Linked DNA regions of Mus musculus: all the other regions are linked to region 2. A link is a loop called in an ENCODE intact Hi-C map of the cell type or tissue named here. Cell type or tissue: left cerebral cortex. All regions are shown on one strand. Region 1 overlaps Skil (SKI-like). Region 2 has its middle 2.4 kb from the start of Gm33641. Region 3 overlaps Skil (SKI-like). Region 4 has its middle 7.8 kb from the start of Actrt3. Region 5 has its middle 10 kb from the start of Cldn11. Region 6 has its middle 83 kb from the start of Gm33886.

Region 1 (4,000 bases), 64 kb after region 2:
TCATTTGTATGGCAGCAAAAGTGAAGATTATATATTAATACAAAATTTTCCATTTCCAAATGAATGAAAATGTATGCTTCTTTGTACTTTTCCAGTGGGCTTGGTAATAATAACCTGTGTAATTTGAGCCTGTGGTCAGTCTACCTGTATTTCTAACAGTTGCATACTTTCCAAAGCTGCAGTCTGTGGTGGAGAGTACCTGTGTCCATGGTATGCAATATTTCAGGCTCAGCTTAGATACAGAGGTAATGTTTATGATACAAAGCTATTTTGTATCCTTCTCATTACAGACTCTTGGGAAGCCGGTTGTTAATTTGTTCAGGTTGTAGAGTGGGTTTCTTCTGTTTCCTCCTAGAGGAATTTGATTGATGGAATGATAGTACCACCTCCCTAACAAACAGTGTGTGTGTGTGGAGGGGAGGGGCAGCCTTTGCTGTGCCCTGATGCTGCACACAAGAAGCAGTTGTAATTTGTCTTTCTGTTTAAGAGTGACTATCTCTAGATTGTGTGTGTGAGACTTCAGAAAATTAAAATGATTTCTGAACTTTTCCTGTTAACAGTGGTGTGGAAGTACTCATTCATGCTCACGAGGAAAATGGATTCCACTGATGTACGTTGGTTCCTATGTAACTCATAATCTTCTTGTACAGTTTTATATGTAGTCTTACAAAGGTCTTATGAAATTTATATAATGGATTTTTTTCTTTTAAATTATAAAATACTAAATATCTTGAAGATTATTTTGGACTTTTGTATGTTTAAATGTTATCTTAAAACTTGCACGAATGGACCATTATGACTCTTTAATCTTAAAATCAGGAATTTACAGTCAGCTAAGAATATGTGGTAGGTTAACAGTCCACAATTGAAGTATCTGCTACTAGCAGGAATTTTAGATGACAAATGAATTCCGTGATTTGGGGAAGGGCAGCCTTTGCACTTTTCTTTGTTTTTGTTTTTTGCACATAAAGTCTGATGTTTTTATCACCGAATTTCACATTAGCAGATGCTTGGCTTGAAATTTGCTAGGGAAAATTTTCGGGGAACTTTGTAATTTTTTGGTTTTGTTCTGTTTGGCCACCACTTTGCAGGGATCCTCTTGCCTCTGCCCACAGTACTGGGTCGACAGGCCTGAGCTCTGCCACCACCGGCCCTGTGCAGGTTTTAGGGATGTTTCTGAAAGCAGCCCTGGCATTATCTTCTGTTGCGTGTGCCCCGGGCTGTCTCATAGCGCTACATGCACTTGAGATCTGTGCTTAGGAACAACTTGGAGTTTGGCTGTCACTGTCCTCCATGCGGTAAGACATCGGAGCCCTGGGTTATCATACCTGCTTATGGTCATACTTTGTTTCATAATACTTGTTTAAAAGATACTTTTCTACTTTCCAAACGGGAGTTTGTTTTCTAAATATATTGTGACCTTACTGTGGATTTATTCTACTCTGCTCTATAATTTAGTGTGGTGACTTCTGTAACCTTGGGAGAAGCACGATAGGTGGCACAGGGACCATGTATGTCATTGTATTTAGATCTGGAGGGAGGAAGCCACGGGCACCTGTAAAGCCGCCTTAGCTTAGTAGTCAGTCCATTGTACCCCAGCTTGGCTGCGTGGGAGGCACACTCAAGGACTCGCACCATTTATTTTTCTGACAGACTCAGAAGTGTTCTGCTTGGGTGCTGCTTATAAGTGTGATTCTTCTAGTCTTGAAACTTGCCTCGTGACATTGTTGAGCGGTAGTCTTCACTTTCCAGAAGATGAAATGATGTGCCATCGTTTTCTGTCTAAACTTCCTTACAATTTTTAATCAACTGTAAATAGCATATCTACTGCTGTTGAAAGTAACTTTAATTTACATTGCATCATATAGCTTGAAAACCACCTTTGACATTCTGTAATACCCCACAAGTGACCTCTGCTAAAATATCCAGATGAAGCTTACTTCGTGCATGCTCATTCTGTGTGCTGGTTGCTCTCGTAAGGTTGGCTTTGGTGTGAGGTCTCGTGTGCTATGCCAAGTTCACTAGGCAAGCAGATTTTCCTTCAGAGTCCATACTCTGTTTAGGGAGGAATGAGACCATTTATTCTGAGAAACTATGTTTAGGAGTGGAAGAAACACAGCGTTAGCTTTCATACTGAGCAAAGACTGACGTTGCTATGGGTGGTCTCTCTCTGTGGTCCAGACTGAGGGCTTTGCACCAAGTACTTAAGTGTGGAAGCTCCTGTGCCATCAAGGAGGAGTTTAAACAAACCACCTGCCAATCACAGCTGAGACTGAGCACCGAAAGATTCTACCAACTTAGGTTTGGCTCGGGCTTTAACAGTTTTGAAGTATAGTCTTTAGCTTGAATCTCTTGTGTTTTTTGAAGATAAGGATGTTTTATGCTTCTTGAGCTAATTTTATAACATATTTAATATATAACCTGTTTATATGTAAAATCTTTTGTACAGGGGTGGGAAGGAGTAATGAAAAACCTGATTTGTACATAGTGAAGTTTATGTGCAGACCGAAGTCAGTGAACCAGTAACTGAGGTGTTTGCAGGCTCTCCACATCCTTCAGAGTCCGTGAAGCGCCCAGTCTGTGTGTCTCTGGTTCCTGTCTGCAGAAAAGCAAAATGAAAAGGAAGCACAAGTAATAGGAACTGTGCCCGAGGTATTTCCCTAGCAGGAGCTGCAAAGCTGGTCCTGGGGGTCTGCATCCCCTCTGGAAGGCCTGCCCCACATGCCGTGCTCTGAGTGAGGAGGGAAGGATGTGTGTTTTTGTTTGTTATGCATTTACTCTTTAGGGCAGGACGTTACAAACTGATGGTAAATTGTGTTCATGCTATGTACATGTGCTCCTGAACTTGGATCTACTTGTTAATGGTTCCATGGAAGCAATCAGCAGTGTGTGACATGAACTGCTGCATTATGTATTTACTTGTGGAACTGAGATATGTAAACAGAGCTTACCTTTTTTTTTTTTTTTTTTTTTTCTAGTGTAAAATACTTAAGCATTTCCACTATTGGAAGAAAAAACATATATGGACATTTTGTATTGTATCTTGTTTAAAAGGACAGTCTTTTTTAATCTTCCCACTTAAATGGCTTTTAAAATATATAATACAATTTGAAGCTTGTTTAGAAATAGGATTAAATGTCTTATATAGTGCTACAGTTTTGGAATTAGAAAGTGATCAACTATAAAACATTTTAAAATTAAGCCCAGAAAACAAAATAGTGTTTAAAGTTAGTTTAGTATAAAAGAAATTTATAAGATTTTTTTCTTCAATATAAGATACCTCACTTGAGAATAAAGAAAGCACAGCACATTTAAAGTAATTCTCATGAAAACCCCATTAAAATAATTGCTAAACCTAGGACATCTTTTGAGTTGTTAGAGTTTGGGATAAATGTAGTCACCATTAGTTTCTCTGCTGGAAGGACTTACCTTGGTAATTTTAAGGCAGTGTAATAGTTCAATTATTCCTCAGTTTCTAACCTGTGAAGGCAGTAAGTGAATGGTCCCTTCTGCAACTACTGAAACAAATTAGCTACATTGAGCATAATTGATAATTTTGCCAATGCATATAGTTTTATGATTAAAATTGCTGTGGTTGGTTGCATTACATGACACACAAAACTGTCCTCTACCTCACGTGAAATAAATATTTTATATGGTTTTACTAAAAAAAAAAGACTCATCTATCTGGTTACTTAGTTTACAAATTTTGGATTATATTTATTGAAACATGACATACTGTGCTCTTGGCTTATACCTCAATTGTATTTTGAGATGTTTGCCATTTTCATGCCTTGTACATAACTTGTATAGATTGGATGATATTCCCAATAAAAACTTTTAATGCCAATGAAGTTTGGTTCAAGTCATCTTGATATCAACTGCTAACTTTCCTGTTCCCCTACGATGGACATTTTCCTTTCATTTATTTAGCAGGTCTGTTTCTATGTGTGCGAATGCCTGCATGTGTGTATGTTTACCATGTGAATGGCTGGTGCCT
Region 2 (4,000 bases):
GTTTAAAATAAAAAAGGAAGGCGCTGGGTTTTTAGTACTAGAATCTAAAACTTATCGCAAGCTGGGCACGGTGGCAAACACGAAATCCCAAGTGCTAACCTGGGAGACCAGAGGATCAGGAGTTCAAGAGTCTCCTTGGCTGTATTCAGAATTCCAGATCAACTTATGATAGAAGGCCTTGTCTTGGAGTTACTTAGGGGTGAGATGGTTCAGTAGTGCGGGCCCTTGTCAACAGTCCTCACAACGAAAGTGGAACCCCTGGGATCCACATGGTGGAAGTCGGGAAGCCACTCCTGGAAGTTGTCCTTTGACCACCACACAAGTGCCAAGCATCATTGTCTCCTCATGAATAAAAGTTTGAAATTTTTCGTAAGAACTTTGTGAGTAGTTCTCTGACTTTATATTAATACTTAAGAATAAAATATATATTGCAAAAACGTAACTTTGGAATTTTGGGTGTGCTTGTGGTACACAGGCCTCAGACAGTCTCAAGTGATCCTCGGGTCCATCTTTTTCTTTTGTTATTTTTGTTGTTAAGCTAGGGTTTCTCATTGGCCTAGAGCTTGCCCAAGTAGCCCCTGGAGAAAATGTAAGCAACCTTTTTTTTTTTTTTTCTTTTCTTATCACTAAGGTTTTCCCTAACACAGATGTTCCCGTGTACCGCAGGAGCTGTATTTGTGAATGGTCTGACTCAGTTTTACTGTATGGTTTGATTTTTGCTCATATTGTTGAAGATTGGGCCCATCGCTTCACACATACACGGCTGAGAAGCAACCCTTATGTTTTTGTGTCAACCTTGATGTTTTTCTAAACTTTCCTTATTTTAAGCTTAAAAGTTTAGTTCGTGCATTGATTGGGAGGTTTTAGAATATACTGGTTTTTTTTTTTTTTTAAATATTTATTATATGTAAGTACACTGTAGCTGTCTTCAGACACTCCAGAAGAGGGAGTCAGATCTTGTGATCCGATGGTTGTAAGCCACCATGTGGTTGCTGGGATTTGAACTCCTGACCTTCGGAAGAGCTGTCGGGTGCTCTTACCCACTGAGCCATCTCACCAGCCCCCGAAATATACTGTTTTTATTTGAGAATTCCATGCGTTTGTACAATGTATTTTGTTCATCCACCCTCCATATTCCATCTCAGCTCTAACTGGACCCCCTCCTCGCTGCAGCTAGATCCCTACTTGTCTTCCTCCCCTTCATAACTCATAGCCAATCAGAGCTGCCCCTGTGCACAGGGCTCTGGAGCCATCCACAGGACCACAGAGCAAACTACCAGCAGCTACGCTAAAAAATGACCCCCCTTCCCTCAGCAACCACCAGCTGCCGGTAGGTCCTTCCCTAGGAGTGGGACCTTGAGGCAACCCCCCCCCCCCGCGCGCACGCGCGCCCCAATTCATTTTGGAATTTGGTTTCATTTTTGTGCAAGTCTTACCGGCAGGCAGCCACAGCAACCGGGTGCATGAGTACAGTAGCCAGGTCAAGTTCGACAGAGCATTTTACTCCTTGGGATAGAGTATTGACATAGATGTCCAAGTTTTATGGCTGAATACACCTTTTTTTTTTTTTTTTAAGATTTATTTATTATATGTAAGTACACCGTAGCTGTCTTCAGACACTCCAGAAGAGGGCGTCAGATCTCGTTACGGATGGATGGTTGTGAGCCACCATGTCCGGAATTGAACTCATGACCTTCCGAAGAGCAGTCAGCGCTCTTAACCGCTGAGCCATCTCTCCAGCCCCCACCTATCGTTTATTCTTAGCACGGTGAAATTTGAGTTCACATTAACTGTTGCCCACTACAAACAAACAAACAAACAAGCAAGCAAGCTTTTCAGCCGAGGTGGAAAACAGATACATTTGATACATTTACGGTGAGAGTTGCTGGCACGGCGGCACGGAGCGGAATGTGGAAGATCCCTCCGGCTCTAGCAGGTTCCATGTTTTGCTGTGTAGGGAGGGAGGAGTGAAAACTGTTTTTTCTCAGCAGCAGCGGGGTTCTGGTGTGGGGGAGGGCGGGGAGGGGGAGGTGTAAATCGGCGCTCCACTGTGGCCCTGCAAGTCTGAGAGGAGGCAACATAAGTTCTACGGGAGTTGGAAAAGTGCAATTTTAAGGAATTTTTTGTTTGATACTATGAACAAATGTGTTGCAGAAAAGTTGATTTAGAATTTTTTTTTAAAGCATACGCATGCGTTTATGTAGGAGGTATTTCCTGGGTTAAAATGGTCTCTCCCTAGCAGTGTGGTTTGGGCTTGTAGGAGATCGGAAGTGGGACAGACAACTTTGGCCCTGGTTGGCTGAATGATGATGCTATGTCTCACCACTAGGGGTCAGTCTCTTGCCTAATGATGGTCAGAGTTACCCTGCAGAAGCGGTCTGAACTCACCCGCAAGTAGCCAGTGACCAAGAAGTTCAGGATTTTATCGGTGTTCATCTGTGTCTCGATTTTAATCGACTCAATATACTATACAAATTGATCTTCAGAATGAAATCTAAGTTATTTTGGAGTTTGACTTAAGTAGGATTCTTTCCCTCTGTAGGTACTGTAACTCTATGTTATCTTTATGGACTATGAGTGAGAACCTCCTTTGTGAGGAAATATATGTGAGGGTTTAAGTATGCCATGTTTCTCCTATGAAGAAGAATATTTCTAGTTGATAATGAAACTAAGGTGGGCAGAGGCAGCCACAGCAGGTACCTCTAATCTCAGTCTGGTTAAACGAGGTCCTGTCTCAAATCAATATAAATAAATAAATACAAATAAAATTAAAGTTGACTCGGTTATTAATGTGCACAGGAACTTAGTTATATCAAACGTTACAGGACATTAAAGTGGTGTCCTTTATTGATTTAACCTATAAATTCAGACACTCAGATTGTCATTCATAAACATGATTTAGCAGGGGCTATAGTGAGGCCCTAATTTGAATCCCTGGGACTGATAGAAAAATAACCAACTAAACAACCATATGAAAACAATATGGCTTAAGCTGACACTGATTAAAAGCACTCATCGCTCTTACAGAGGACCTGGGTTCAGTTCCCAGCACCCACATGGTGGCTCATGACCATTTGCAATCCCAGTTCTAAGAGGTCTGACGCCCTTGTCTCACCTATGTACCTGCCATTCATGGGGTGGACATATATAAAACAGTCACACTCATTATATATATATAAAACTTACCAAAAAAAATCCCACATGATTTTAGAAGCATTGGCTGGGGTTTTAAATGTTTAATCGTTAAGGCGTGTGTGCGTAGGTGTGGGCTTGAGCATGCCGAGGTGTGCATGCAGCAGTCAGAACAGCCTGCAGGAGGTGGTTCTCTGCTTCACTGTGTGTTTAGGGCTAGAACTTTGGCAGCCAGGCTTGCCTACCCGGTGACTTGCCAACTGGGCTACCGCGCTAGTGGTTGTGTTAATAGTAGGTAAGTGCCGGGCAGTGGTGGCACACGCCTTTAATCCCAGCACTCAGGAGGCAGAGGCAGGTAGAGTTCTGAGTTCGAGGCTAGCCTGGTCTACAAAGTGAGTTCCAGGACAGCCAGGGCTACACAGAGAAGCCCTGTCTCGAAAAAAAAAAAACTTAGTTGGTAAATGTGAGATGATGGTGTGGAGGGTGGAGGTAAATGGTTTAAACCAGCTGCCAAGAAAGGATATTTGTCTTCCTAACCCTGCTGATGATTATTTCTGCTGCTTCTCAATTCAAACTGGTGATTTACTCCATTGCCCAGAGTAACTGACTGCAAAACGTGCTGCTTCTCATCAGCAAAGCTGAAGATTTGCTGTGTTGTTGACACCACTTTGTGATCAGCACTTTGTGTGAAGAGTCAGTGGAAAATACGAGCCGTGTCCCCTTACAGAGGATTCTCGAAAGCATAAAAAGTTTTGTCCTTTAAAAATGAGAGTAGCGGGCTGGAGAGATGGCTCAGCAGTTAAGAGCACTGATTGCTCTTCCAATGGTCCTGAGTTCAAATCCCAGCAACCACATGGTGGCTCACAAC
Region 3 (4,000 bases), 56 kb after region 2:
TTTGAATGTGCGTATTGTGAGTTGTGACCAGAAGTAGCAGTCTTTAAGTTTCAGAGTGAGACATAGCACTGTGGGAGCGCTCTTAGTAGAAGCTGAGCCTTAGAAATGTGACTGCTTGTTCTGCAGCCCTATCAAGTAGACAGAAGATTAGCCAAAGGAGAGCTGGCTGTGAAGCCCAGTGGTTAGAGTGTTTGCCTAACACGGACAAGGCCCTGGATTTACTCCCTGGGTTCTGTCCCTTGAACCATATTCAACAAAGAGAAACCATCTTTTCCTCTCAATAATGTACCTTTCTATGTACTCCTACAGACAGATACACCATCGGGAATGGAATTGCCATCATGGTATCCTGTTATAAAACAGGAAGGTGACCATGTTCCCCAGACACATTCATTTTTACACCCCAGGTGAGTGAGCCTTCTTCATTTGTTTGCTTGTCCAGTGGTGGTTTGCTTCTTTGTTTCTCAGTTGGCTTGTTTATCTGTTTATTAACGGATGCAATTCTGGGAATTAAGACTTAAGTCACCTCCCTTTAGGTTTTCCTTGTTAACTAATTACCTTTGATGATTCAGAATTGTTTTAGGCAAGAACATTGGGATTGAATGCACCTTTTGTGTGTGTATATAAAACTTCTATCTTGAAGTAGAAATTGAATAGTTTATTTTATTTACCTTTAAGAGGTAAATTGACTCTTCAAGAGTTGAAAGTGTTACTTTGCTTTTTGTTTGTTTGTTTGTTTGTTTGTTTGTTAACCCTGACTGGCCTCCTTATGTAGCTCAGGTTGGTCTCAAACTCAGAGTTCTACCAGTCTCTCCCTTCTGAGTGCTGAGATTAAAGATGTTTACCCCTGCATAGTAATTTTAAAAACAATCGGTTGTGAAACTTGGAGATTTTATAGTAATTACATCCTTCACAATCAAGAGCGTATATTTCAATAAAAATCCTAGTTGTCAGTCTGAACCGTAAAATTCACACAGCACACAATCACCATCATACAGTTTCTTAATAAGCCTTTTGGGCACTATTAAGTCCATGAAAGATTGTTTAATTTTTAATTAGAATACCAAGTGTTCAGACCCAGAAATAAAGAGTAGTAACATAGGTATCCTACAAAGAGAACGTGGGACATCGGCCTCTTCTGCCTGCACTTGGGACCCTTTTCCTTCTGCTGGGTCGTCTTGTCCAGCCTGGATGTGAGGCTGGTCTTATTGTAGCTTGTTATACCACGTTCAGTGGATACCCTGGGAGGTCTGCGCCCCCCACCCCCTTTAAAGGAAAATAGAGGGGGAGTGGGGACGAATTAGAAAAAGAAAAAGAGAATGAGCTGTAAAAGGGGTGGCAGTGCTAGATAAGGGGCTGCCTCCTTTCTTGGAAGGTTACCTAGATTTATAGATCAAACTGTGTTCAATAGTTCAAGTTTGTTATGTGAGACTTACAGATAACCCAATAAGCTCAAAGTTACACGAACTTTGAGAAAAATCAGTAGTTGTCCTTTTTAGCTTTAATACTATTGCTACTTTATTAATACTTTTAGGAGATCATTCTATGAGTTTTGATGCAAGGGCACTATTCCCAGAACCTGTTCTCTCTCTGAGGTAGATATGGTCCCTGAGACCTCACCAGCCGAGCTGCAGAGACTCCAGAGCTTCATGCCTGTAGTTAGTTGAGCTTTGAGAAAGGGTCTTACTATATATAGCCCAGGGAAGCAGGCCTGGAGCTTCCTCTGTTGCCCAGGCTAACTTTGAATTCGTGGCAGTCCTAAGTCTTGGCTTATAAATGTGAGGTATCATACCTGGGTGTTTCATGCTTTGAATTGTCAGGTGGTTTGTGGGAAAGGGGAAGAGACTCACTTTTGCTTTCTAATTTTTTTTTTTTTAGTGTTTGAAATTACTCTCAAACTATCAAAAATCCCTCAGTTTTACTGTCCTTAAGTATGAACTTTGTTTTCTAAGAAATCTTTTCCGTGGCCTGTATTCTTTGTATGTTTACATTGGTTATTCTAGTAGCTGAGAACTGAGGTCAGAACGACGTCAAGTCTCAATTCAAATTTCAGTATGACGTAATGTGTGTTTGTTTTTCCTTTCTGCCCCAGCTACTACCTGTACATGTGTGACAAAGTGGTTGCACCGAATGTGTCGCTCACATCTGCTGCGTCCCAGTCTAAAGAGGCCACCAAGGCAGAGACAAGTAAGTCCACCTCCAAACAGTCAGAAAAGCCTCATGAGAGTAGTCAGCATCAAAAAACAGTGTCTTACCCAGACGTCTCACTTGAGGAGCAGGAGAAAATGGATTTAAAAACCAGTAGAGAATTATACAGTTGTTTAGGTAAGTATTCAGAAGTTATATTTTTAAAATCAGCTAGTTAAGAAACCCATTTATTCAGTATTTTTAAAGCATTTTATATTTAAGGCAATTTCCCCTATAGAACCACAGCTTTTACTTTAAAACGGTTCTAACTTTGAAAACTCTGGGTGGTTTCTCTGCACCTCGGTTGAGCTTTCTAGAATGCTGTCAGCCTATGGAGGGCCATGAGAGGGCGGGGAACAGCTTCAGTGCAGTGATGTCTCACTGCCTCCTTGGTAGAATCCCATAGCTTTGCTGTTTCTCGTTTTCCTTCTTGTTTTGTTTTTTTTTCCTGTGAACGGAGATGCATGCCACTTACCTGATGTTAATTGTATTTAACATTGGACTCGTGGTTCAAGACAGTAAAGCAAGGTTGGGACGGGCAGATGACATTGGTGCTGGTGCTGGCTGGTACCTCGGAGAAAACTTGCATGTTTCCTATGCTTTCTCAAATACTGTAGACCATAGGAGAGGTGTGCATGAAGATAGACCCTGGGCCATTGGCCTTGCTCAGTGCAGTGCAGTGGAAGTAATTTAGCATCCCCACGGGTCTCCATCCTGTAGTCCTGCTGTCTCCTGTCTTCATACAGTGTGACAGCTTCCTGTATTTGAGTTGTTATTGCTGTGACTCAGTTTCCTCTGAATTGAACTATGATAGTAATGATTCATATATTATTATAACATTTGCATTCTGTTTGACTTCTAATTAATTTTTTTAATGATAAAAAAGAAATGTAAGGGATTGGCTTGATGGCTCAGTGGTTAAGGGCACTTGGTGAGGACCTGGGTTTGGTTCCTAGCACCCACACGGTGGCTCACAACTTACCTGAAACTCTAGTTTCAAGGGACCCAATTTCTTCTGACCACTGCTGGTACCACATGTGTGTACACGTGATATGCAATATACACCACACAGGCAAAACACAACTAACAGAAACAAAACCAAAAAAACTTGACTGAGGTACATTTGTGTACAATGTGATTGTCTTTAGTGTAACCGCCATGTCGTGAACAGCGTCACAGCTCTTTAGTCCCAGAGCATTGTCCTGGCTCCTGTACTGATTCCTGCCACCCTCCAGCAGTCAGCCCTTCTTCCCCTTTAGCTCTGTGACTGTATGTGGTCTTTATGGATATGCCTATTCTGGACAGTGTAGATAACAAGAAGGACAATGTGTGGCTTTGAGGGCTGACTTCTTTTACTAGGATGGTTTTCTCTACTGTGTTTCTGGCAGGAACAATTTCTTTTAAGAAAAGAACTTAAAGTTTTCTGTGGCTATGTGTGTTTTGTGTAGCCCCTCTTCAGGCAGTAGATGTTTTGCATTGTATTCCCTGTGCAGTTATTATGAAGAATACTGCCAGCTTGTATGCAAGTTTTAGAGTGGACATACATTTCCAGTTCTTGTTAGTCTATATTTAGTGTTAGAATGTGTTGGGCTGTATAACTGCTAATCTTTCGAGAGACTGTTAGGCTGTTCCATAGTAGGTACACGGTTGTGAATTTCTCAGCAGTCCACAGAGGTTTCCATGTCTGCACATCTGTCAACACTTGGACCTGTCTATTCTGAGTACAGTCATTGCAGTGGTTATGATACAGTGTCTCGAGTAATTTGGACTTATGACTGATGAACGTTTATAAAAATCATACATGATTTTCTGG
Region 4 (4,000 bases), 470 kb before region 2:
TCATGAATTCAAAGAAGAAACTGAGCACCTTACCAGGTGAGGTTGTACATTGTGGCAAGGTAGGCACTGAGTAAAAATTGCCTATTCACCTACAGAAAATTACTATCCAGAAAAAGGACACACTTTGCAGAATAGTCAACTAATTATCTCTGCCAAGACAAGGTAGCCAATCCTTCATATTCTGCATCACAAAGGTCTGCCAGGTGATCCCAGGCCAAACAGCCACAATGTGGTGCCCCAACATGTTGAAAATAGGGGTCTGTGTAGGTAGGCAGCTGTCTCTACAATTTGTTTCAGTTCTGGAAGCTGTGTTAGGCATCCTATATTTTCAGGTAGCTTTTATGTCACTCTTGGGATTCTGGTGGAATTGAAGACTAACCATAGACTCTTAACCAACCCAGGCTATTTTAGCATTGAGAGAATATATATTTGAGAAGATGGCTTTCAGATAATATACAAGCTAAATCAGGACATAATCGGTATAGAATTATAAGCCTTTTTTAAGTTAGAATAGTTGGCAGAGAGCTTTATTTAATTGACAAAATGATAGACTGAGTGTTAGGTGTATCTTAAACTTTATAAGTTACAGGATGGTAATAGTTGTGCTCAATTTATATCTGAGAGAAAAGATCCTTTTAATTGGACAAAGGGGGAGAATGTAGATTGCCATCTATAAGCAGGTGAGGGCAGGTGAAAGATAAGACTAGAGCCTGTGATTGGGCAGTGGAAAAGGAAGGTGGGCTGAGAGTTTTACAGACAGGACAGAAACAGAGATAGACAGGGGTGGGGAGGGGGAGGGAGAGGGGGAGGGGAGGGGAGGGGGAGGAGGGGAGAGGGAGAGGGAGGGAGGGGGAGGGGAGAGGGAGAGGGAGGGAGGGGGAGGGGAGAGGGAGAGGGAGGGAGGGGGAGGGGAGAGGGAGAGGGAGGGAGGGGGAGGGGAGAGGGAGAGGGAGGGAGGGGGAGGGAGGGAGGGGGGGGAGGAGGACGGAGGAGGATGATGGAAAGGAAAGACAGAACTTATAAGAGAGGAAGATGAGCCTGATTCATGTGGCTTAAAAGAGTCACAGGTAGCTATGGATATCATAGAAGAGCAATAGAGTAGCATAGGGCAATTTGCCCCATCTAGGAGTGCAGCTTGTGCTTATATCAATTGAGTTTTGAGTTCTTTGTGTGGGCATTTGGGGGGTTGAGAATTTACTGATATGAATCTGACTGGTAAATTACAAGCCTCTGGAATTTTCTTTATACAGGGCTCAGGGTTTAGAGTATGTTGTGGCAGACTAGCCAGAGGGAACTGATGTCTGGGAAGGCGTGTGTGTGCCCCCAGCTAACTGCCAGGAAATTGAGTGGACTGCCACGTGGGGATAGTCATGGGGGCTGGGAGACTGCTGCTGGTGGGAGAGTAACCAGTGATAGCATGGATTGTTTTTTAATAATTACACACTGGGTGGGGGGTGGGGGGGGAAAGAGGACAACAGTTCATTGAAATCCCTCCAAGCAGCCTTTTACATTCTAGAGCAATAGTAACATTTGAGCATAATTATCATCTACAATAGAGCAATAGGTGATGTGATGGATATTTTTAGTTGTCAACCTGATCATACAAGGAATTAACGAAAACATCTGTAAGGGATTCTTCCTTAATTAAATAAGTTGAACTTGAATGACCCACTTTTAATCTAGGTCTTTTGAGGTGGGAAGATCCATCTTTAACCTAGGCCACACCTTCTCTTGGCAGCCGTTTTAAAGGAAGTCCTCTCCCTGGCAAGTTCCTTCATTGGCATTGGAGCCTTCTTCACGATTCCACCTTATACCAAAGACCAGCTGAGACACCCAGCCTCATGGACTGAACAACTACTGGTTATTGAGTTATTGGGCCTTCTCTTGGTAGACAAACAATGTTGGACCACAGCCTGTAAGCCATTCTAATATACCCCTTTCCGGATGGAGAGAGACAGACAGACAGACAGAAAGAGACAGAGACAGAGACAGAGACAGATTGATTCTAGTTTTCTAGAGAACCCTCACTAATACAGGTAACATTTGTCATAATTATCATCTATAAACAGTTTTCATATATGTTGTTGGATGAATTCAATAGCCCTTTCTTACTCCAATATTATGTAGTAATTTTGCCAAAATGTTTGTAATTTTTCTTTGTAGTGCTTGTAAGACATTAGTTAAAGTGAAGTTTTTAAACCTAGGAAGTGGACTACAGTGGGCTTCTCTTAAAATTTAATTTTTTGTCCATGGTGGCCCATCCCTATAACCCTGTCCTCGAAAGGCTGAAGCAAGATCACAAGGCAAAATAAGCCTAGGTACATACTAAAACTATCTCAAACAAACCTTAAAAGGTTTGAAGTTTTTCTTCCTTCAACAAAAGCCATTCATAGCTTATGACTATCAAGGCCCAAAACTGGTAGGAATTTTCTAAGTGTGGAGACTCTAAATTACCACTAGATGGAGCAAGAGCAAAAGACATTTCTATTTGCAGTCCAGGAACTAGGCCGCTGTTTGGGGCTAATCTTAAAAGGACTTAATGGGAGACAGGCAGGAGGCTGAGGAGCTCAAGGCTAGCCTCAGGACTGGGAATGTTTGCTTAGCAAGCACTAAGCCCAGCACATCACGAACCTGGGCATGTACTGTGCACCTTTTAATATCAGCACTTAGGAAGCAGAGACTAAAGATCAAAGTTCAATGCCATTCCCCACTGATCAGCAAGTTTGAGGCCAGTCTGGACTACATGAGGCTCTCCAAAGGGGGAAGAGGGTTTAGGGGCCAGCCTAAGTGCAGCCAATTGCAATCCTGTTTGAGCTATAAACACAGTGAGTTCTAGACAAGCCTTGGCTACAGGCTGGGAGTAGCCTTCAGACCAGGGAGTCTGGCATAAACAGCAAGGTTTTCAGAGAGACTGCACTAAGGTAGACAGTGATTTGTTAAAACAGCAGCTTGTGTCTGAACACAGCACACTGGGCCAAACAGTTCCACGTGTGAGAGGTTTATTAGGAGAGAGAGGGAGGGAAGGAGAGAGGGAGGGAGGGAGGGAGGGAGAGAGTGAGAGAGAGAGAGAGAGAGAGAGAGGGAGAGGGAGAGAGAGAGAGAGGCAGAGGCAGAGAAAAAAGTTTAAAAAAAAAAAGAGGAGGAGCACAAAGAGTTGTTACTCGGAGAACATGTTCCAGTGACTGGTCAAGCTGGTACTAGAGCTTCGTTCCTCCCGTATCCACAGGTCTTCTCCACAAATGCTGGCAAATTCTCAATCCATTACACGGAGCCAGAATTTTAAAGCCTAAAAAGTAATTTCCATGTTTGTGTGTGTAATGCACAGGTGTGTATGGGTGTGTGTGAGTGCAGATGTCTGTTCTCACCTACTGTTGGCATCAGGACCTCCCAAACCTATGACTTAACATAGGGGACAGTTCGACCTACAGACCTGTTACCAAGACAACAGCTACCATATTCCCAGAGTCCACTTGGCTCACCTCCCACCTTTACCTGCCTTGCATCATTTTCCATATAAGTAAGGGGAACGCCCCTCCCTCCCTCCCTCTCTCTCTCTCTCTCTCTTCCCCTTCTCTTTCTGCCGTGTCTCTCTCTCTCTCTCTCTCTCTCTCTCTCTCTCTCTCTCTCTCCCTCCCTCCCTTCCTCCCCCTCTCTCTCCCAATAAACGTCTCACACGTGGAACTGTTTGGCCCAGTGTGCTGTGTTCAGACACAAGCCGCTATTTTAAAAAATCACTGTCTACCTTAGTGCAGTCTCTCTGGAACCTTGCTGTTTATGCCAGACTCCCTGATCTGAAGGCTTCCATTTGCCACCTCCATAAGAGCATGTGCAGCACTGTGCTGGGCTCATAGGTTTACACTACCATGTCCAGCCTCATGTGGGTGCTGCGGAGTAGAACTCAGGTCCTCAAACTTAAACAGCAAGTTTTTTTTACCCACTGAACCATCTCCCCATTCCCAGATTGTACACACACACACATACACTTTTTTTTTTTTTTTTT
Region 5 (4,000 bases), 83 kb after region 2:
TGGCTGCATGACATCTGAGGGTATGAGTCTCTCCTAGACTTACATGCTAACAAACATTGAACATTGTGTGTATGAATGTGTGTGTGATGTGTATATGGTGTGTGTGTACATGTGTGTATGTAGTCTATGTGTGTGTATATATAGTGTGTATGTGTATATGGTGTGTGTAAGTGATATGTATGTGTGTGTATGTATAGTCCATGTGTGTGTATATATGTGTGTACAGATAGTGTGTGTGTAGTGTGTATGTGTATATGGTGTGTGTGATAACATGTGTGTGGAAGCCAAGGGATACTCTATGAGAATCAATTCTCTCCTTTTACCATTATGCATCCAGGAATGAGGCACGGTGATGAGTATCTTTGCCCATGGAGCCATCTCATCAGTCCACAGACATTTACAAATGATTAAAGTATCTCACACTTAAATATTAAGAGAATTTCCTATTTATCAAGACACCTTATGTTTCTTATTAGCAAATGTCTAAGAAGCCCAAAAGAACCTGGCAGTGGTGGTGCATGCCTTTAATCCCAACGGTCTGCTTCCCAAGGAGAAAGAGGCAGGCAGGTCTCTGAGTTCAAGGTCAGCCTATTTGACAGAGTGAGTTACTGGACCGGCAGGGCTACCCGGAGAAACCCCGTTTGGAAAAACCAATGAAACGAAACAAAACAAACAAACAAACAACGACAACAACAACAAAACCCAGCAGCAGCAGCAACAATGGCAGTAGCAGCAAGAGAACAAAACACCCTAATCTCACTGCTCAAAGGAACTATTTGTTAAATTGTAGTATGTATTCTCCGAATATGTGTCGATGGATTTTAAAAAGTCCCCGATTGTACAGATGTATTGAAATTATTTTTAGTAGTGTGCACTTTGAATATGATAGTGTGGGCTGAGATAGCTCAGTGGGGAAGAGCGGCTGCTGCTGTTTCAGGCAGCAGGGTTCAGTTCCTTGCATTCAGGTCAGGAGGCTACAAGTTCCTGTAGCTCTAGTTCCGGAACTCTGGTGCCCTCTTCTGGCCTCCTTGGGCACCTGCACACATCTGTGCATACATGAACATAAGACGTACACAAATACACTTAAAATAAAAATAAGAGGATATTTTACAACATATCTAGTGTTTTTTTATTGGATATATTCTTTATTTACATTTCAAATGTTATCCCCTTTCCTGGTTTCCCCTCCGAGAACTCCCTATGCCCTCCTCTCAACATATCTAGTTCTTAATTGACCCTTTATTGAGATGTAAATCACAAAACCCATTAACTGATTTTTTTTTTTTTTTTTTTTTTTTTACAAATTTCTTAGATAATGTTACAGAAGTTGGGTCAAAAAATATGTGTATTTTAAATCTTTTGGCTCTAGCTTGTCCAACTACTCTGGAGAAGAGTTTGCCAGGGAAGCTGGTAATATTTTGTTAACACTTCTTTGCCTAAGTTATTTTATTTTATTTTTTTTCGAGACAGGGTTTCTCTGTGTAGCCCTGGCTGTCCTGGCTGCCTAAGTTATTTTAAAGTCGTTTTTAACTAGTAGCAATGGGAGTCTATGAGCGCCCTCTAGTGGCCAACTTAAGTTTTGCAAGGATTTTTCTTCTGTGGAATTAAGCTTGGCGTGTAAAATCTTCACAGAGAGCTATCTTGGCTGTTTAAAGGTCTTTTTCTCAGCCAGGCTTGGTGGTGCATGCCTTTAACTTAAGCACTTGCAAAGCAGAGGGAGGTGGATCTCTGATTTTGTGGCTAGCCTGGATCGAGTTCCGGGACAGTCAAGGCTACACAAAGAAATCCTGTGTCCAAAAATCAAAGTGAAGACCCTTTCTTGTAGTTGGAGCAATAAGGTGCTTTCATTTCAAACTCTGATTTTGTAGTGGGTAATGAAATATTTTAAATTTCTGTTGTGTCACATAAAAAAGTGCCCAATTTTGGGGCTGTAGCGAAAAGGGAAGTGGGGAACAAGGAAAAAAACAGTGCCCATTTTTAGTAACAAATTTAGAACCAACCAACTAACCTTTTGTTGAACTAGTACTTATTGATCACCCACTATGGTTTTACATATTATCTACTTCATGTTCGCACACACACACATACACACAGAGATACACATACATACACACATATGCAGACACACACAGACACACATGCACATACATACACACTAACACACACAGACACACATGCACATACACACACACACATGCACATACATACACACTAACATACACACAACACACATGCACATACATACACACATACTAACACACACAGATACACATGCACATACATACACACAGACACACATGCACATACATACACACTAACATACACACAGATACACATATACATACATACACACTAACACATACACACACAGACACATGCACATACATACACACTAACATGCACACAGATACACATATACATATATACACACTCACACATACACACACAGACACATGCACATACATACACACTAACATGCACACAGACACACTAACACATACATACACACTAACACACATACATATACACTAACACAAACACACAAACACACATGCACATACATACACACTCACGCAGACACATGCACATACATACACACACAGACACACATGCACATACATGCACACCCCCATGTGTTGTGATGAGGGAACAGCTCTCTTGGGTTGGTTCTCTCCTTCTATTTTATGGGCCCCATGATCAAACTCGGGTCATCAGGTTTGGCAGTGTGTGTCCTTACCTGCTGTACCATCTTGCAGGCCTAGTATCCACTTCTTCTTTTTAATTCATCTCCTTTTTAAAAAAAGATTTATTTATTTATCATATGTAAGTACACTGTAGCTGTCTTCAGACACCCCAGAAGAGGGCACCAGATCTCATCACGGATGGTTGTGAACCACCATGTGGTTGCTGGGATTTGAACTCAGGACCTTTGGAAAAGCAGACGGTGCTCTTAACCACTGAGCCATCTCTCCAGCCCTCATCTACTTCTTAATTGTCTTGTTTTGGAGGTGGTGTTCATGACAGGTTTCTAATAACCCTGCAGTAATGTCTCCTTGGTTCTTGGTGCCCAAGCACTCAAGATAACCTATTAAAGTAGAATAATGGTTTGCGTAAGAAACAGAAGGAAGAAGTTACAGACATGATGGGCCATGCCTGGAGTCCTAGTATAGAGAGTCTGAGAAAGGAGGATTGCCAGTTAGAAGCCAGCCTGGCTTACATAAGGAGACTCAATCCTGGAAAAAAGCAAAGCAAAGAAGATACAGAAAAAGCCATCAAAAGCCCCTCTTCCTATTCTTTAAAAACAGAACAGCTATGTAGTATTAATAACAGAATTTCTTGTTTCCAAAGACTTGTTTTTGTTTTAAGTTATGTGTGCCCATGGATGTGTGCACACGTGGGCAGGAGCATTAAACTTCCCCAGAGCTGGGTTACAGGAGGTTGTGAGTTCCCTGATAATGATGCTGGGAACAGAACTCAGGTGCCCTGCAAGAGCCGTAAGTGCTCTCACGCTGGGGCCAGCTCTCAGAGTGTATTCTTTCTAAATCACGCACGGAGTGAACTCCCCGGAGCATGTGATGCTTTGGTCACGCTATAACACATATGTTTTCAGTAAAAGGTTTAAAACTTGACCAACTGGCCATTGTACCAGTGTTCTGTGGAGCTAAGGACAATCCTTGTTCTTACTGCCTTTAGCTATGGGACCTAACGGTGGGACTTTTTGGATTGTTTTCTCATTTTTCTACCCAGGACTCACATACTTTATTGTTATCAGTTTCTCTAGGGACAAATCCCCTGGTCAATGGTCCATGCCCAAGTAGTTAGCCCTATACTTACGAGAATACAGGCGTGTATAGAAGATGGCATGAATCTGGGAGGAAGCTATTGGGGGAACATGGGAGGAATTGACAGAAGGAGCGGTAAGTATGATAAAAATGCATTGTGCTCGTGCATGATAAAACCTAAAAAAAATGACAATGAAGGCGTTTGAAGAAATGGTTTC
Region 6 (4,000 bases), 550 kb after region 2:
ATTTTATTTATTAAATTTATAATTTATATATTATTAACTTACATCCAAATCTGAAAATTTTAGTAAAATTGACAATCTCATACTGTCCTGGAAGAATGATCAATTGACTTTTTAAAAAGTTTAATAAATATTTATTTATTTCTGTGGTTGTGTTTGAGTGTGTGTGGGTGTGTGGATGTGCCTGTCTATCTATCTATCTATCTATCTATCTATCTATCTATCTATCTATCTATCTATCTATCTTTGTGTGTAGACATGTGTACCATGGGATGCTAATATAGGGTAGAAGACAACTCTTGGGAGTTGGTACTTTCTTCCAACTATATGAGGCTGGAAAATGAAACTCAGGCCCACAGATTTGGTGGCAGGTACATTGCCCACTGACCATCACGGAGACCACATTAGAGGATGTTAAAACCCTTCCAGATACAGTATCTATGCTGCTCTGCACAAGATCAAGTCAACATGGTCAGCCTACCTTCCAAAGGACTCACTAAGAGGGCTCAGCAAGTCACAGAATTGGGAGAGGAGACAGTAAGATGGAAGGGGTGTGTTGGAGGTCATGAGAGGACAGAAAGGCATTGGTGTGGATATGATCAAGATATGTTGTAAATGTGTGTGAAAATGTCAAAGAATAAATCAAAGATAGTCTTAAAAATAAAACCCTTCTGGAAACCTCTTTGGGGAGGGGTTATCATACATTACCCCACTTCTTCCACGTGCAACAACAGACCTAAGAATTTAATCTAAAGAAGTAGTGAGTTTTAAAAGACCAAGAGGATAGTCCTAAGGCTGACTGTGAGTGGTCCCTTTGTGGTGTCCTCTCATTTAATCCTTAACACTGTGGTGGAAGAGGTGTGAATTTTCTTCCACAGAAAAACAAACAGAGGGGCAAAAATCTGCTGCTGTGATCTGCATTGGGTTGGACAGTCATCAAAGATACTCCAGTCGGTCCAGGAAACCTTTAGGGAGGTAAGAACTCACTAGAATGCTGGCACTCAGTGCTCATTAGAGACGCATACTCCACGATGAGAAAAGTGTCTGAAGAAAGGAAGTGGTTGTTGCCTTGTTGGGAGAAATAGGGAGCAAAGCAGTGGCTCTCAACCCTACAAAGCCACAAATTCCTTCTTCTCTATTCTGGACTTCATATTTACCTTTTATCATCCAAAATCAATGCTTACACATGACATCATTGATTTGCATGCATATTTATTAGCTTAATCTAATGTACTGGACTGTTAAATAAGAATAAAATCATTTAAGCAATACATAATATTTTTTAAAAATGTATTTAACACAAAGCACTCCAGGCTACCACATCCTATGTAGCTTGGTCCTGGAAACCTGACAGAAGTGACCCAGGAATGAAGAAACAGCAGATACAGAGAAAAGCTAGAATCAGGTGGCATGTGCTCATGATGATGGAGGGGACCTACTATGCAACCCAGAAACTCAATGTGTTTATTATGTAGCACAAGGTTAGTCAGTATTGGCAGGAGGTCTCTTGTAGGGGTGTCCTGTAGGCAGATATTCTTTCTCTGACTACTTGATTTTCAACTAGATGTATAGGATAGAGACCAGGATGCAAGTGAAGGTGACTCTGAAGGTTGACTTTTAGAGACAGTCGGAAACTAGGAGTCATTGTTACCTGTGAAGATTCTACCAAGGGAAGGATTGCAAAGGCAGATCACATCTGTGCGTTTACTCTAGACTAGTGATCGGCAGCAGTCTCCAGAGCCAACACACTTAGGTCTTAGAGCTGGACACCTGCAAGTCAAATGCTAAGCCTAATATTTACTGTCTGTGAGGCTTTAGGCAAGCCCTTTGAATTCTCTGATATTTCTTGGCTAGAAAACAAATGAGAAATATTAATAACCTACTTCATATACCTGAGATAGAAACTAAGAAAATATGTTTGGAAGAGCCTGATAGGACTATAAAATCCTGGAATAATACAACTAGTGTCTCTCATTATTCCCCATTAATTATTAATTATTCTCATTATTATAGTGACTCAAGACATTTTTGAAAGGAGTCAAAGGCAAAAAAGGAAATATTCTTAAATCTGCAGCAAAGCCAACCAGATGAACGACTCGAGATTCAAGTGTCTGAAATAACATGGCTATTCTAAAAAACTTTAGTGGCACGCACTTTTATAAACAATTCTTTCCTGTCTCTCTTCAAAATTAAGTCTCAACCATCTTCTGCAGCACAAAAATGTGCTGCAGCAAAGCTATCCCGCCATCTAGTGGCAGAACGTGTAGTTGCATCCCCTGTGTGTCCTGGAGTAATCATTACAAAATGTTAGCAAAATGGCATGTGCAGGCAGTCCGCACAGGTGAACATATTTTCATGCCATTTTGGATGCCTCCTTTTTGTAGTTATATGGGATTAAAATACCCTATATGGTTCTTTTAAGAGCTTCTCTTTTCCGTGCTTTGGACTATGACATACTCGTTTCTTCCCTACCTGACCATCAGCTACCTAAGCTCATGTCCACTCCCTGGTCCCCGTTTGCCTACACACCGGAACCTAAACGCTTAACTTTCTGATTTGGAGAATCAGGGAAGGAAAGGGCACTAGAATTTATCAAAACGAGGGATCCTGTACCGTATCTGAGACCCATCTAAGAATGTTAAAAAAGAAAAAAGAAAAAGAAAGAAAGAAAAAAATATGTCTGATATATTCTTGTACACTTTATCAGGGAGAGGCCCAGCTTGAGTGCTTGGAGTGGTTTCATTGTGCATCTTGGATTAGACCAAAGTAAATTCCAAGGCAGCAGACATCGTTTGCACAGAGGAAACCAGAACCCACTGCAGGTGAGCACATCTGTTGTCAGGGCGTTAGAGTCTCTGACACCAAAGAAACATTAGTTTGCCCATTTGCACAGTAGGGATCTTTCATACCATTACTTTAATTTTAAAAATTGATTATTATTTTTACTGATGTGTAAGTACCTGTGTGTGGGTATAGGGACTCGTACCAGTTTGTATCCAGAGGTCAGAGGCACCAGATCCCCAGAAGCTAGAGATCATGAGATGCCAGGTGTATCTGGGAACAAAACCCAGGTTTTCAAGAGCACTGTGCAATGAGCCATCTTTCCAACCTTCTACCCTATTGTGTGTAAAACTTTCCATATATATATTTTTTTTTCAAAGCTCAAATTCAGTGATGTAAGTTTGTCCTCATTTCTTAATCTAGAAGTTAAATATGTAATCAATTTTATCTCCATCAATGGTTCATTTCTCTCTATGTCTCCACAAACATTACATGGTCTTGATTCATGTTCCTGGGTAACAAGTTTTGAAATTGGGCACACTGTTTTCTCCCATTGTACTCCAGTTCAATATGTTTTCACTGTTATGGGTCCTTAATATTTTCATCTAAATTTTAGCATTCACAGTTTTTTCGAGTGAAAATGAATGGGCCCTTGTTTCCTTAGGGAGGGCTACCTCTCCCACTTTACACATGGTGGGGGTAGGGGAGACACTCCACCTGCCCTGTCTACTCCAGAGTCATGCCACGACTGGATTAAGCTCATTGGTTACTCTCAGGATTGGCTTTGGGAAGGACACCTGGCCTAGTTCCAACTAAGGAGACTTTAGCCCTGAACTTCCTTTTTGCTTGTCAGATTGTTTTTTTTTTTTTTTTTCTTTTTAATTGTGTGTTCATTTGTTTTGTTTTTGTACTGTTTGCAATTTATTGGTGCTTAGCCATTGAGAGACAGAAAAGCAGCTAGGAGATAGCTTGACACTTCCAGCTACATCCACATATTCTGTAAAACACAGCATTTTTCATAAAACCTGCCCTGCAGACACAGGCATGATAACTGTGAAGCAGCAGAGCAATAAGACGAAGCAATTCAGAATTCTGTCTGAGCACAAAATCAAGAATGCTGACACACCCACAAAAAGAACAAAGTATATTCCTTCTCACTCAATATAAGGAGCTGCAGTTGTTTCAGTGGGATGGCCTTGGGGACTGATCTGAGGTAAAATCT

What was found. A loop is a pair of places that touch in the nucleus more often than their neighbours do. Peaks named below come from ENCODE experiments on the same cell type or tissue, not always from the same donor. Only the 100,000 strongest peaks of a DNase experiment are listed, where the experiment ranks them.
Region 1: a loop joins it to region 2, with 3 times the contacts of the local background. A loop is called at or near these places in 41 of 42 quality-filtered maps.
Region 3: a loop joins it to region 2, with 5 times the contacts of the local background. A loop is called at or near these places in 14 of 42 quality-filtered maps.
Region 4: it touches region 2 in a loop (4-fold over the local background); 9 of 42 quality-filtered maps call a loop at or near these places.
Region 5: it touches region 2 in a loop (9-fold over the local background); 41 of 42 quality-filtered maps call a loop at or near these places.
Region 6: it touches region 2 in a loop (4-fold over the local background); 16 of 42 quality-filtered maps call a loop at or near these places.

Annotation. Positions count from the first base shown.
Region 1 is chr3:31,118,724-31,122,723 of GRCm38, forward strand. Skil (SKI-like) reads left to right here. Exons shown (of 7, transcript NM_001039090.2): 7 at 1-4,000. Among named protein-coding and RNA genes, the nearest start is that of Skil, 26 kb to the left of the region's middle. In left cerebral cortex, no CTCF peak of the experiment used is centred here; a DNase peak (open chromatin) is centred at 1,622.
Region 2 is chr3:31,055,153-31,059,152 of GRCm38, forward strand. No RefSeq gene overlaps it. Among named protein-coding and RNA genes, the nearest start is that of Gm33641, 2.4 kb to the right of the region's middle. In left cerebral cortex, CTCF peaks have their summits at 1,627 (motif pointing right) and 2,326 (motif pointing right); DNase peaks (open chromatin) are centred at 1,274, 1,725, 1,918 and 2,305; H3K4me3 peaks cover 1,175 bases.
Region 3 is chr3:31,111,316-31,115,315 of GRCm38, forward strand. It overlaps Skil (SKI-like), which reads left to right. Exons shown (of 7, transcript NM_001039090.2): 3 at 310-407; 4 at 2,093-2,187. Among named protein-coding and RNA genes, the nearest start is that of Skil, 18 kb to the left of the region's middle. In left cerebral cortex, no CTCF peak of the experiment used is centred here; no DNase peak of the experiment used is centred here.
Region 4 is chr3:30,590,038-30,594,037 of GRCm38, forward strand. No RefSeq gene overlaps it. Among named protein-coding and RNA genes, the nearest start is that of Actrt3, 7.8 kb to the right of the region's middle. In left cerebral cortex, CTCF peaks have their summits at 2,456 (motif pointing right) and 3,866; DNase peaks (open chromatin) are centred at 2,534 and 3,851.
Region 5 is chr3:31,137,663-31,141,662 of GRCm38, forward strand. No RefSeq gene overlaps it. Among named protein-coding and RNA genes, the nearest start is that of Cldn11, 10 kb to the right of the region's middle. In left cerebral cortex, CTCF peaks have their summits at 1,008 (motif pointing left), 1,564 (motif pointing left), 2,826 (motif pointing right) and 3,025; DNase peaks (open chromatin) are centred at 969 and 1,572.
Region 6 is chr3:31,601,183-31,605,182 of GRCm38, forward strand. No RefSeq gene overlaps it. Among named protein-coding and RNA genes, the nearest start is that of Gm33886, 83 kb to the right of the region's middle. In left cerebral cortex, a CTCF peak has its summit at 2,256 (motif pointing left); a DNase peak (open chromatin) is centred at 2,254.